Linked DNA regions of Homo sapiens: region 2 is linked to region 1. The links are chromatin loops, found by intact Hi-C in ENCODE. Cell type or tissue: dorsolateral prefrontal cortex. All regions are shown on one strand. Each heading gives the region's core, and the rest is flanking DNA. Links, peaks and the distances in the headings are about the cores only.

Region 1 (5,377 bases), core at 119-5,118:
TACAGACATAAGCCACCATACCTGGCCTTTACTGAGTCTTAATCTAAACATGATCTTTTTATTTTTCTCTTCACCTACCCTGACCTCTTTTACTTCCTTGAATGTGACTTAGAACAATATGTTCCTTCCTTCTTTCCCCATGACCAAAGCATTCTGTGCAGGCTTTTTATCATTTATAATATTAATATTGTAATTGTTTGCTTATTGCCTCTCCTCCCCAAGTCAAGTGAAGAATATGTGTCATTCATCTTTGCACCTCAAGCATGCTGTGACAGGTACATAGTAGGCATTCAATAAATGTTTATTGAGCTAGACTCCCAGAAAACCATTTACTTTCCTTATGATAAAGATAGCAAATAAGACACAGGCTGTTTCAGGATGTGCAAGAAAAAAATGTTGGAGCCCCCAATTCATATCACAGTTTATTGTACTTTAATGACAAGATAGGCAGATTCTGACGTGGCTCCAATAATCTTTGCCGCCTGATATTCATGCTGGTGGGTTGGACCTAGTAACTTGTTCATAACAGAACATGGCAAAAATGATGGAATGTCGCCTCCTAGATTGTTAGAAAAGAAGGTGTGACCTCTATCTTATTGGCACTCCCTCTGTAACTTCTTGGCTTTGTGTACTTTGATGAAGGAAGGTGCTATGGAACTGTCTACATGTCAAGGAACTAAGGTTGGTCTCCTGTCCACAGGGAGCTGGGAACTGAGGTTCTGAATCTAACAGCCCTTGAGGAACTAATCCTGCCAATCACCACATGAGTGAACTTGGAAGTGGATCCTTCCCCAGAAAAGTCTTGCGATTACTCCAGGCCCAGTGGATACCTTGACTGCGGTCTGTGAGAAATCCTGAGGTAGAGAACCCTGCTAAGGCAAACAATGCCCCAATTCCTCATCTGCAGAAACTTTGAGGCAAAAAATGTTGTTCCAAACCACTAGATTTTGGAATAATCTGTAATGTAGGGATAGTTAATACTTTTTACAACAGAATCAGACACAGACTAATTGAAATAAAGTTTATTTACTTTGCTTATCAAAACAATCAAGGTATGCCTAGTGTTTGATAACTATGTCAATATACCGGTCACAAGAATTTACCTTTCCCAAAATGGTTTTCTCATATCATGAAAAACATATACACATATGGGTATAGGTTGCCCAATTTCAAAAAGAAGAGGTCAAGGCAAGCGACTTTGAAAACAAATTAAGCTGCTGCTTCACTGATTAGGGAACTTACTGGTAAGGAACCCTCATTCCTCAACCCACTTCCCCCAGATATCAGTAAACATTTTCTCAACTCGGGGGTAGTCAAGTGCCTCAATTTCTCACTTCATTTATTATTTTGAATTAAGGTATTGCAGCTTACTATAACACAAACCAAAACACAGACATTATATGGGGAGGATAACGCATTGAACTTTCGTTCACTAATGAGTAGACCCAATTAGTTTATTAGATCAGCCAAGCAAGGAGAAACTAGACTGTGAAAGTCTGAAAGCCCAGAAAATTGTGTTGTGGTTAAGAAAAATTCACACGGAGTAGGGATAAAGGGGGGGCACAGTGGATGCATAGAACAGGCATAAAAAGACAGAATTACTTTTCAGAAAACATTCATTCATGAATGAATTCACTTGTTAAATTATCCTCCGCACATAGCAAGAAATCTAGAAGTCAGTGGATGCTGAGTACATATTTACTGACTATTCTTTGGGAACTTGGTATGTGCTAGGAATTGGGGTGATAAAACTTTTTACCAATATATGGCAAAAAGCGATGTGCCTTAGGAAGTGCAAAAAAAGTGCTGTGGGAATCCACATGTCAAAGAGGATGAGGAAAGGGCATTGTAGCAGTAGGGCCTTTGCAAAGGCTGTATACCCTCTTCTTAAAACTGCTCACCTCTCCTCTTCCCAGGTCTCAATTGAGAAGTCATCGTTTTAAAACGACAGGTCTTTCCCATACCTGGCTAAAATCAGTTTCTCCTCTACTTCCTCTTCCTCAGCCACTACTTTACTTTGTCCACAGCACTTAGCACAATCTGTAGTTGTTCTGTTTACTCATTTTTACCTCCTACCTTCCCTATTACACTTCAGGATGGCAGAAACAAGTCTACCTTGTTACTGGGGTGTGCCGGGCATAAAGTGTGCGCACACTTTTTTTTCTTCCTGTTTTTCGAGATAGGGTCTCGCTCTGTCGCCCAGGCTGGAGCGCAGTGGCGCGATCGCCGCTCACTGCAGCCTCGAAGTCCTGGGCTCAAGCGATTCTCCTCCTTGGCCTCCCAAAGCGCTGGAATCAGGGGTGTGAGCCACCTGGCCTGAGTGACTGAATCTAAAATATGGAGTCAAAAAGGGGTATTGGTGTAGGGACAGAAAAAAACTGGGTGTCCAGACATGAATTCCAATCAAAGGAGCCGGGCCTTCTTGGCACATCGCGCTCCGAGAACCCGGGAGGGATCCAGAGAGGCGGGGACGCCCTTTGTCACCGGCCTGAGGGGCGGGCGTGGCTTCCCTTTGCAACCCCTTCCCCCAGTCTTGACCGCAGGCCCTTGAGGGCCACCATCACTTCTGGGTTCCCGGAACGCGGTGGGCACACTCGCGCCAGGCGCGGGTACCAGGGCCTGCCTGGGGCCCCCTCCTCCACTCGCGCGGCGTGGACACCGTTAACTGCCTGTGGCTCAGGGCGGTGCCGCCGCCACCCCCGCGGCACTCGGCTCCTCTCGCCAGCCCTGCGCCACTCGGCTCCTTTCGCCCGCCCCGCGCCCTCGGCGGGCCCGCCCCGCTCCCCCGCGGCGGTCACCCCATTCATTCCGCGGCTGCACCCACCAATCACCGCTCACCAACAGCGCCGCATCTGGCGATGGGGCGGGGCCTCGCGAGGAGCACGCTCGCGCCCTCCCCGCCTTGAGCTCGCTCCCGGGCCGGGTAATTCCCGGGCAATGACCAGACCTCGTCCCCGCGCTGACCCTTCCTGGGGACATCGGGTGGGGGTGGAGGAGGCGCTGAGCTAGGGAGAGGAGGGTTGTGCGGCCCGGACCACGCAACCTTGGGATCGGAGGGTGGTTGAGGCCTTGAGGGAAGAATGGAAGGCGGCCTTGACTTCTGGTGCTTCCACGCCCTTCAGATCCAGAGCCCAGAGCGTCCAGGCTGGAGTTTAGGACGTTCATCAGAGTCCCGAGACGCGCGAGTGGGTGGAACCGCGTGGGGCGGGAGAAGAGGGGGAGATTAGGCAGCAAGAAAATGGTCCCCGTGGGCAGTTCAGCCTAAACCTGGAGCTGGGGAAGGGCCTCTGGAGAGAAGCCTTAAATCGTTACTCATCTTTCACAGTCTTTTATAATCGTGAATGAGCCCTCCGTTGTAGACTGTTAATGCGTGTCCAGGATGCCCGAGAGTGGGGGTAAAACAATAAAAGACTCCTCCTGTTGTGATTAAAATTATATTTGCTTTTTGTATCCTCCTAAGTTCCATGATATTGAAAATGTGTCTTGTTATATTTCATAAATGAGCTTTTAAAAAACTTCTGAGATATCTTCCAAAAAGTATCACTCACCAGGGAAGAAAAGAAGAGGAAACCTAGTGGCTTTTCTGTTGACGCCAAAGGTTACTCCCTCTGCCTCACCATAAAAAAAAAAAAAAAAAAAAAAAAAAACAAACCCCAAAAAAACAAAAAACAAGAAAAAGCACAGAAAGCAGTTTGGCTTGCTTGTAAAGTCTTGGTAGATATTTCTGCTTATCATTTAATCCTTTTAACAAGTCTGTAGGAATAGATGGGTATTACCACCAGTTGTAGATGTTGAAACAGGCTGAGATTCATCTGGCCAAGGTCATACATAGTTTGTAAGTGACAAAGTGTGGGCCTCTCACCGGTAGACGGTCGTGACTGCAATTGTCCAGGTTCTTGACATTTTGAACAAAGAATTGAACAAAAGGCCCAGCAAAGCAAAGAAAGAATGAAGCAACGAAAGAACGAAAGCAGGGATTTATTGAAAACGAAAGTACACTCCACAGTGTAGGAGCTACCAGGGCAGAGGCTCAAGGACCTGGATACAGAATCTGCCTGGGTTCAAATACCCTCTAGAGGTTTGTTTCCCTTTGGCCACTTCATGCTCACCTCATGTAAATGAAGTGGTAGCCCGCAATCAGTCTGATTGGTTGTAGACAACCATTCAGAGGCTGGAGTGAAATTACAAAGTTGCAAAGGAAGACTGGACCCGCAATCGGTCTGATTTGTTGCTAACTCCCAATTTTCCAACTGCCTGGCAGAAAATGTCAAGGGGAGTAGCCTCTGATCCTCTTGTTACTTCGGGGTGGAAAGTTAGGGTTTTCTTTTCTTTTCTTTCTTTTTTTTTTTTTTTTTTTTTTGGACGAAAGTCTTGGTCTGTCACCCAAGCTGGAGTGCAGTGGTACAATCCCAGCTCACTGCAACCTCCGCCTCCCAGGTTCCAGTGATTCTCCTGCCTCAGCCTCCCGAGCAGCTGGGACTACAGGCGCGCGCCACCACTCCATGCTAATTTTTGTATTTTCAGTAGAGACGGGGTTTCACTATGTTGGCCAGGATGGTCTCAAACTCCTGCCCTCGTGATGCACCCGCCTTGGCCTCCCAAAGTGCTGGGATTACAGGCGTGATCCACTGCGCCCCGCCTCCTAATTTAGTTCTAGGAAGTTGGTGTGAAACAGCTTTAGGTTCCCTGCCTCCAGATCCTATTCTCCTGCCTCAGGCCCTTTCCATACTTCTCTCCCTTACATCATGAAATTTCAATCCACAATAAATGGAAGGTGAAAAGGAATCTGATGATTTTGGAGTCCTTAGCTAAAAACTGCATCTAGCCGAGTACTAGCACCTCTTGGAGATGAGTTGTGTTTTTTGAGAACTCTGTTAAGTACATAGTTTTCATGCCAGTATTATGAAAGGTAGAAGGAGAGTTCCTTGAGATTCTGAAGTGCCAGGTCACGTGAGTTGATGACTTTTGTAACCCTGGGCTGACCTGAAACAAAACAAGACCTCTTTCGGTTGCTAGGTATTGCCTGCAAGGATGCTGGAGGGCTGCCCAGGTCTTGTTCAGGGACTTCAGTCTTTGTGGCAAGCAGAGTACAGAGCCGTTGGATTAAAGACTGAGTTAATTAGGTCACAGGATGCTCTTTGATGGGGGGAAAGCAGCAAACTATGATGGGACTTTTAGCGCAATCTGGTTTAACAGATTAGCCAAGTGTATCTGCTCCATGCTGTAGGCACACAACAATGACTGAGAAATCTTTTCTGCCCACAGGAAAAGGTTACAGTTGGGGTAGGGTGCATCAGTGAGTCAAGTCTATGAATAACTAGTAAAGGAAGGCAGCACATAAAGTAACAATGCAAGTAAATACAAAGCAAGAATTATG
Region 2 (5,377 bases), core at 148-5,147, 51 kb after region 1:
ACCTGGCTTCAGATGTCCCTGCCAGCAGTCATTAGTCACCTGCATCTGGCTGTCCCCCTAAGGTGCCAAGTGGTAGCAGATGCAGCCCTGGATGGACAGGTGCAAAGTGAAAGAAATGCCAGTTCTCTGGAAAGGCTTCTGTGGGTTTAAAGCCTAGCTCCATAATTCTTGCTCTTCAGTCTACTCCTGCAAAAATGACAGATCTGTTGGCTAGTTAACAGTGAATTTCGTTGATTCTGGTACCTTGGACTCTAGGAAGACAGTAAGTTAAAAATAGAAAAGATGTCTTAAGACCTTTTTTCATATAACAGACTTATTTCTGATGCTTTTTGCCCCTGAAACTTGTTTATTAGAATTTATCCAGCCTGTCTGGAGGGTGAATAAAGTAGACCTAAAATAAAGACAATTTCTCCCTTGATTGAAGGAGGAGATTGGGCAGCACAGAGAGAGGGGAGAGAAGGTGGTGCAGAGAGCCTTCAGGCAGGCCACAGATTCTCAATTTGTTTAACCTGGTCTTCATTTGAGGCCATAATTTTTCTTCAGTCTTTTTCTCATTGTCCTGGAGTTCTGTCCTTACAATTTCATTAAACATTCAACTTTACTGGGACCTTACTATGTGCCTAGTACTGTTGAATGTGCTTGAGATGTAAAAATGACCAAGATACAGCTCTTGTTCTTAAGAAATTCAGCTTGGAATAGCAGTTCTCAATGCCAGCTGCACTCTAGAATCACCTGGAACTTTAAAAACATCCTAGTGCCTGGGCCCCACGCTAGACCTATTAAATCCAAATCCCTGGAGTAGAGTTTCAACACTAGAAGTTTTTAAAGACCTTTTTACTAAAATTCAAGTGTATATAAAGATAAAACAGTATAATGATGGCCTCTCCCCCATGTACATGTCACCCAGATGAAACAATTATCAAATCATGACCAATCTTATTTCTTTTATAACTTCCCTCCCTCACTCCAACTATTAAATTATTTTATGGAATAAAATAATTTAAAAAGTATATAATCTCATTTTTTATTTCTTTGATATATAGCTTTAGAAATTGTTTTCAAAACACAATATCTTGATCATACCTAAAACAATAAATAAAATTGCTTACATCATCAATAACCTGCCAGTTGTCAAATTTCCTCAATAGTCTTTTTTTTTTTTTTTTTTTTTGAGACCAAGTCTTGCTCTGTGGCCCAGCTGGAGTGCAGTGGTGTGATCTCTGCTCATTGCAACCTCTGCCTCCTGGGTTCAAGTGATTTTCCTGCCTCAGCCTCCTGAGTAGCTGGGATTACAGGGGTGTGCCATCACACCTGGCTAATTTTTGTATTTTTAGTAGAGATGGAGTTTCACCATGTTGGCCAGGCTGGTCTCCAACTCCTGACCTCAAATGATCCGCCTGCCTCAGCCTCCCAAAGTGTTGGGATTACAGGTGCGAGCCACCGCACCCAGACTTCAATTATCTTATGAAAAGTTTTTGCTGCCGTTTTATTTGAATTAGGTCTAAGTAGTATCCATACACTGCATTTCGTTAACACGCCTCTTACATTTCTTTTAATCTAGAGATTCCTCCTTACTCATTTTTCTCTTCTTCACAAGTTTTTTTTTTTTTTTTTTTTTTTTTTTTTTTTTTTAAAGAAAACCGGTCATCCAGGCTTTCTTTAATGATGAGAAGAAATGGAAGTATTTGCCTGTTCACATTCTTGAATGCTATAGGGTTCTCCAAGTTGTAGATTAGAAAATGCTTTAATTTGAACTCTGAAACATTTCCAGGCAAAAGCAGCATTACATGGTCTTTGTATGCCTTGAATCTTGGCATTGTCTTGGATGTGCGATGAATGTATGTATGCTCCAGCATACAAACATTCTGTTTCTGAAACAAACTTCAGAAAAAGTTTGTTTCATTGGCATTAAACATTTGTTCTGGTAAATATTTCTCATCCACAATTATCCTATGCAGCTCTTTTTTTCTTTTCTTTTCTTTTTTAAAGCTTTAAGACATTCAATATGGCATTTGCTGCCTCACTGCTGATCTTCACATTATGAAAATTATGAGCCATTTGAAGCACTGGAACAGCCCATGACTTGCTATAAATATTTGCATATAGGTGGGATCATCAGAATGTTTTTTAGTGTATAAAAAAGAGTAGAGGCCGGGTGCGGTGGCTCACCCCTGTAATCCCAGCACTTTGGGAAGCTGAGGCGGGTGGATCACGAGGTCAGGAGATCGAGACCATCCTGGCTAAAATGGTGAAATCCCATGTCTGCTAAAAATACAAAAATTAGCTGGGCATGGTGGTGGGCACCTGTAATCCTAGCTACTCGGGAGGCTGAGGCAGGAGAATGGCTTGAACCTGGGAGGCAGAGGTTGCAGTGAGCTGAGATCGCGCCACTTCACTCCAGCCTGGTGACAGAGCAAGACTCTGTCTCAAAAAAAAATAAATAAATAAAAAAATTCTTGCCTTAGCCTGGATTGTCTGCGGTTTAAGTGGTACTTAAACTATATCTGATACTTCTGTATCTGGTCTTCCATCCATGTGACAAGTATTTTTTCATATCATCAGTTGGCGCAGCTCTTTTCTTCCTAACAACAGTGAATTTAACCAATATGGATGATTTCACTGCATCACTGATTCACTTCTTATCCTTTGAGATGGTTGAGATTGTGGATGTGAAAGTCCTAATTCAAATGCAGTGGCTATTACTGGCTTGTCACGTTCATGCTGGGCAATTACTCTTGAGTTTTATCTTGAGAAACTCAGAAGTAATTTGCCTTCCTCTTCTTATCAGAAGCAGGAGAACACGGATGGGCATTTTGTAGACATGGTAAGATGTGGAAACACAAGACTCAATATTCAAAAAATGCTGGCAACACAGTAGTACACTGTAGAGTATCGGCTGTTTACCCCTGTGACCATGTGGTTGGCTGGGAGCTGTGGCTCACTGCCGCCACCCAGCATTGCGAGTGAGAATTGTACTACATATTGCTCGCAGGAAAAAGATCAAAATTCAAAATTCAAAGACAGTTCCTACTGAATGCGTATAGCATTTGCACCATTGTAAAGCTGAGAACCAAGTCGGGGACTGTCTGCATTTTCTCCTCTAAAAAACTTCATATTTCTTAACTGTTCACAGAAAAGGCTTATACAAAATAATCAATTTGGGAGCAATGGCACCTTTAAGCCCAGACTGTAGTCTCTAAACATTGCTTCTCACCAAAAAAATCCCCAAGCTCCTTGGAGAAATGAACAGTCCAAGTCTGGAGCAGGAAAGGAGATAAGCCTAGAATTTCTCTGTCTTTCTCGTATGAACTGTACCTCAAGATATACAAGGAGTGGATGAAGAAAAGTTCTTTATAGAAAAATTCTAACTAATAAATGAAAAAGGAATAAAATAATTCGATTATAGCCATTTTGTAACTTTTAATGAGATAATGGATCTAAGTAAAATATGTTTAGCTTCATTTGTTTCATCTTACCTATTTTACAATTTTATTCTAAAAGTAGTAAAAATTTTGGGATCTGCCTTATCTCAGTCTTTAGGATGTTCTTTGCCTGCCTCTAACATTCCTGTATCTTGAGTAGCAAGTGGTCAGGCTGAAGTGAAAATTCTTTAGTCATCACAAGGAGGTTGTACTGTTATCATGGGTGCCGGTTCAGCCTTCTCGTCAATGAAGCTACCCCTTCCTGGGAAACTCCTGCCAGGTCATTAATAACAACAAAGGAATTCTATTCCAGGAGGCCTTACTCCCTGGGTCTCTTGCTGCTGAAGACTTTATGGGATTTCCATGAGCAATTAGTGATTAACTATCCCAACAGCTGGCCATGTTGCTCCAAGAGGATTTGTCCTGCTACCTAGTTGGACTTTGATCTCTGATCTGTTGATTACTACTTTAATCCATTTTGTGCTGCTCTATTAGGATACTGAGACTGGATAACTTATAAAGAACAGAGGTTTATTTCCTTCTTATAGTTGTGGAGGCTGGAATGTCCAAGATAGAGAAGACTGCAATTGGCCAGGGCCTTCTTGTTGTGTCATCCTATGGTGGAAGGCAGAAAGGTGAGAGGGAGAGAAGGAAGAGGGGAAGGGGAGCTGAATTTATTCTTTTATTAGGAACCCTCTCCCACAATAACAATAGTCCGTTCATGAGGGTAGAGCCCTCATGACCCTAATAACCTCTTAAAGCTCCCACCTCTCAACACTGTTGCATTGGGGATTAAGTTTCCAAAACACAAACTTTGCAGGGGACACATTCAAACTGTGGCGATTTCCTTCCAGAAACGTATGGTGGCTGCTTGGCCAGATGCCCAGCTCACTGCACTAGTTGAGTGCAAAAATGGATAAATTGGCTACGTAGAGTTATGTCAGGCTTACTAGCACAAGATCCATGAGAAAACATTCATGGACACAGGGTTGGTGTCCCATTGTCCATCCTAGACAGAACTAAACACAAGACATCCTCATCCTTGTGTTGTGAGGCATTTAAGATGAAGTATTGGCCCATCCCCCATGATCACACCTGGGTGCCACAGCAATGTGGGGTGGTATCACCTGGTCTCTGGTCCTATCCTGTCAGATCAGTTTCCAGGTTGGGAGAATCACCACCCCCTCTCATAGTGCAATCAGAGGGCTGGCGTCCAAGCCTAACAATTTCAGCTCTTTTATTAGGTAGCATATGAGTGGCAAGATTTTCCATGTGCATTTTCAGGACTGAAGGACTTCCAGCCCCAGCACTAGCATCATGGGGGTGAGGGAGATTCTGGAATCTAAGTCAACCAGAATTGATTGTCTTAAGCACAGGGTCACAGTGGTTTCCAGGGAGCTTCACAAGAGGCCCTTTCCTTTTCTGGGAGACTAGCCTGCACAGGGTTTGTCTTGGGCAAATTAATTCTTTCCTCTCTGGATACTTGGGTTGTTTCTGGGCATTTACTGTTGGAAATAGCACAGCAATAAATAGCCTTGTGCTCACTTCCCTTGGGAAATGTACCATCGTATCTCTGATATTGAGTTCTGGAAGTGGGATTGCTAGGTCAAAAGTCTTGTGCAAATTTTCTAGATATTGCCCAATCCCCTGAGTTGGGGTTGTGCTATTTCATCTGAATTTTAAAAAGTTCTCTATGTAAATCCAACATGCAGCCAATATTGAGAAACACTTTTCTAGAATAGGTTTTCAAACATTTCTTATATCACTTGAAAACTACTTGGGCTGTTTGGTTTCTTGGTAAATCTCTGATTAGGTCTTCAGTTAAAACGATTCCCTCTAAGGCATGAGCACTGACATTATAGGCCCTTAAACCCTGTCTGAATTTAACAGTAATGCCCTCCATTCATATAGCAGTTTCACCAATGCCATCTCCTTTCATCTTCACAGAATTTCAA

The links. A loop is a pair of places that touch in the nucleus more often than their neighbours do. Peaks named below come from ENCODE experiments on the same cell type or tissue, not always from the same donor. Only the 100,000 strongest peaks of a DNase experiment are listed, where the experiment ranks them.
Region 2: a loop joins it to region 1, with 2.0 times the contacts of the local background. A loop is called at or near these places in 15 of 110 quality-filtered maps.

Annotation. Positions count from the first base shown.
Region 1 is chr6:53,356,662-53,362,038 of GRCh38, forward strand. No RefSeq gene overlaps it. Among named protein-coding and RNA genes, the nearest start is that of ELOVL5, 10 kb to the left of the region's middle. RefSeq lists a silencer at 2,591-2,950 and enhancers at 2,702-3,210, 3,211-3,718. In dorsolateral prefrontal cortex, for the core only: a CTCF peak has its summit at 2,815; DNase peaks (open chromatin) are centred at 2,870 and 5,047; H3K4me3 peaks cover 2,352 bases; H3K27ac peaks cover 3,219 bases.
Region 2 is chr6:53,407,916-53,413,292 of GRCh38, forward strand. No RefSeq gene overlaps it. Among named protein-coding and RNA genes, the nearest start is that of GCLC-AS1, 21 kb to the right of the region's middle. In dorsolateral prefrontal cortex, for the core only: CTCF peaks have their summits at 2,941 and 3,140; a DNase peak (open chromatin) is centred at 2,946.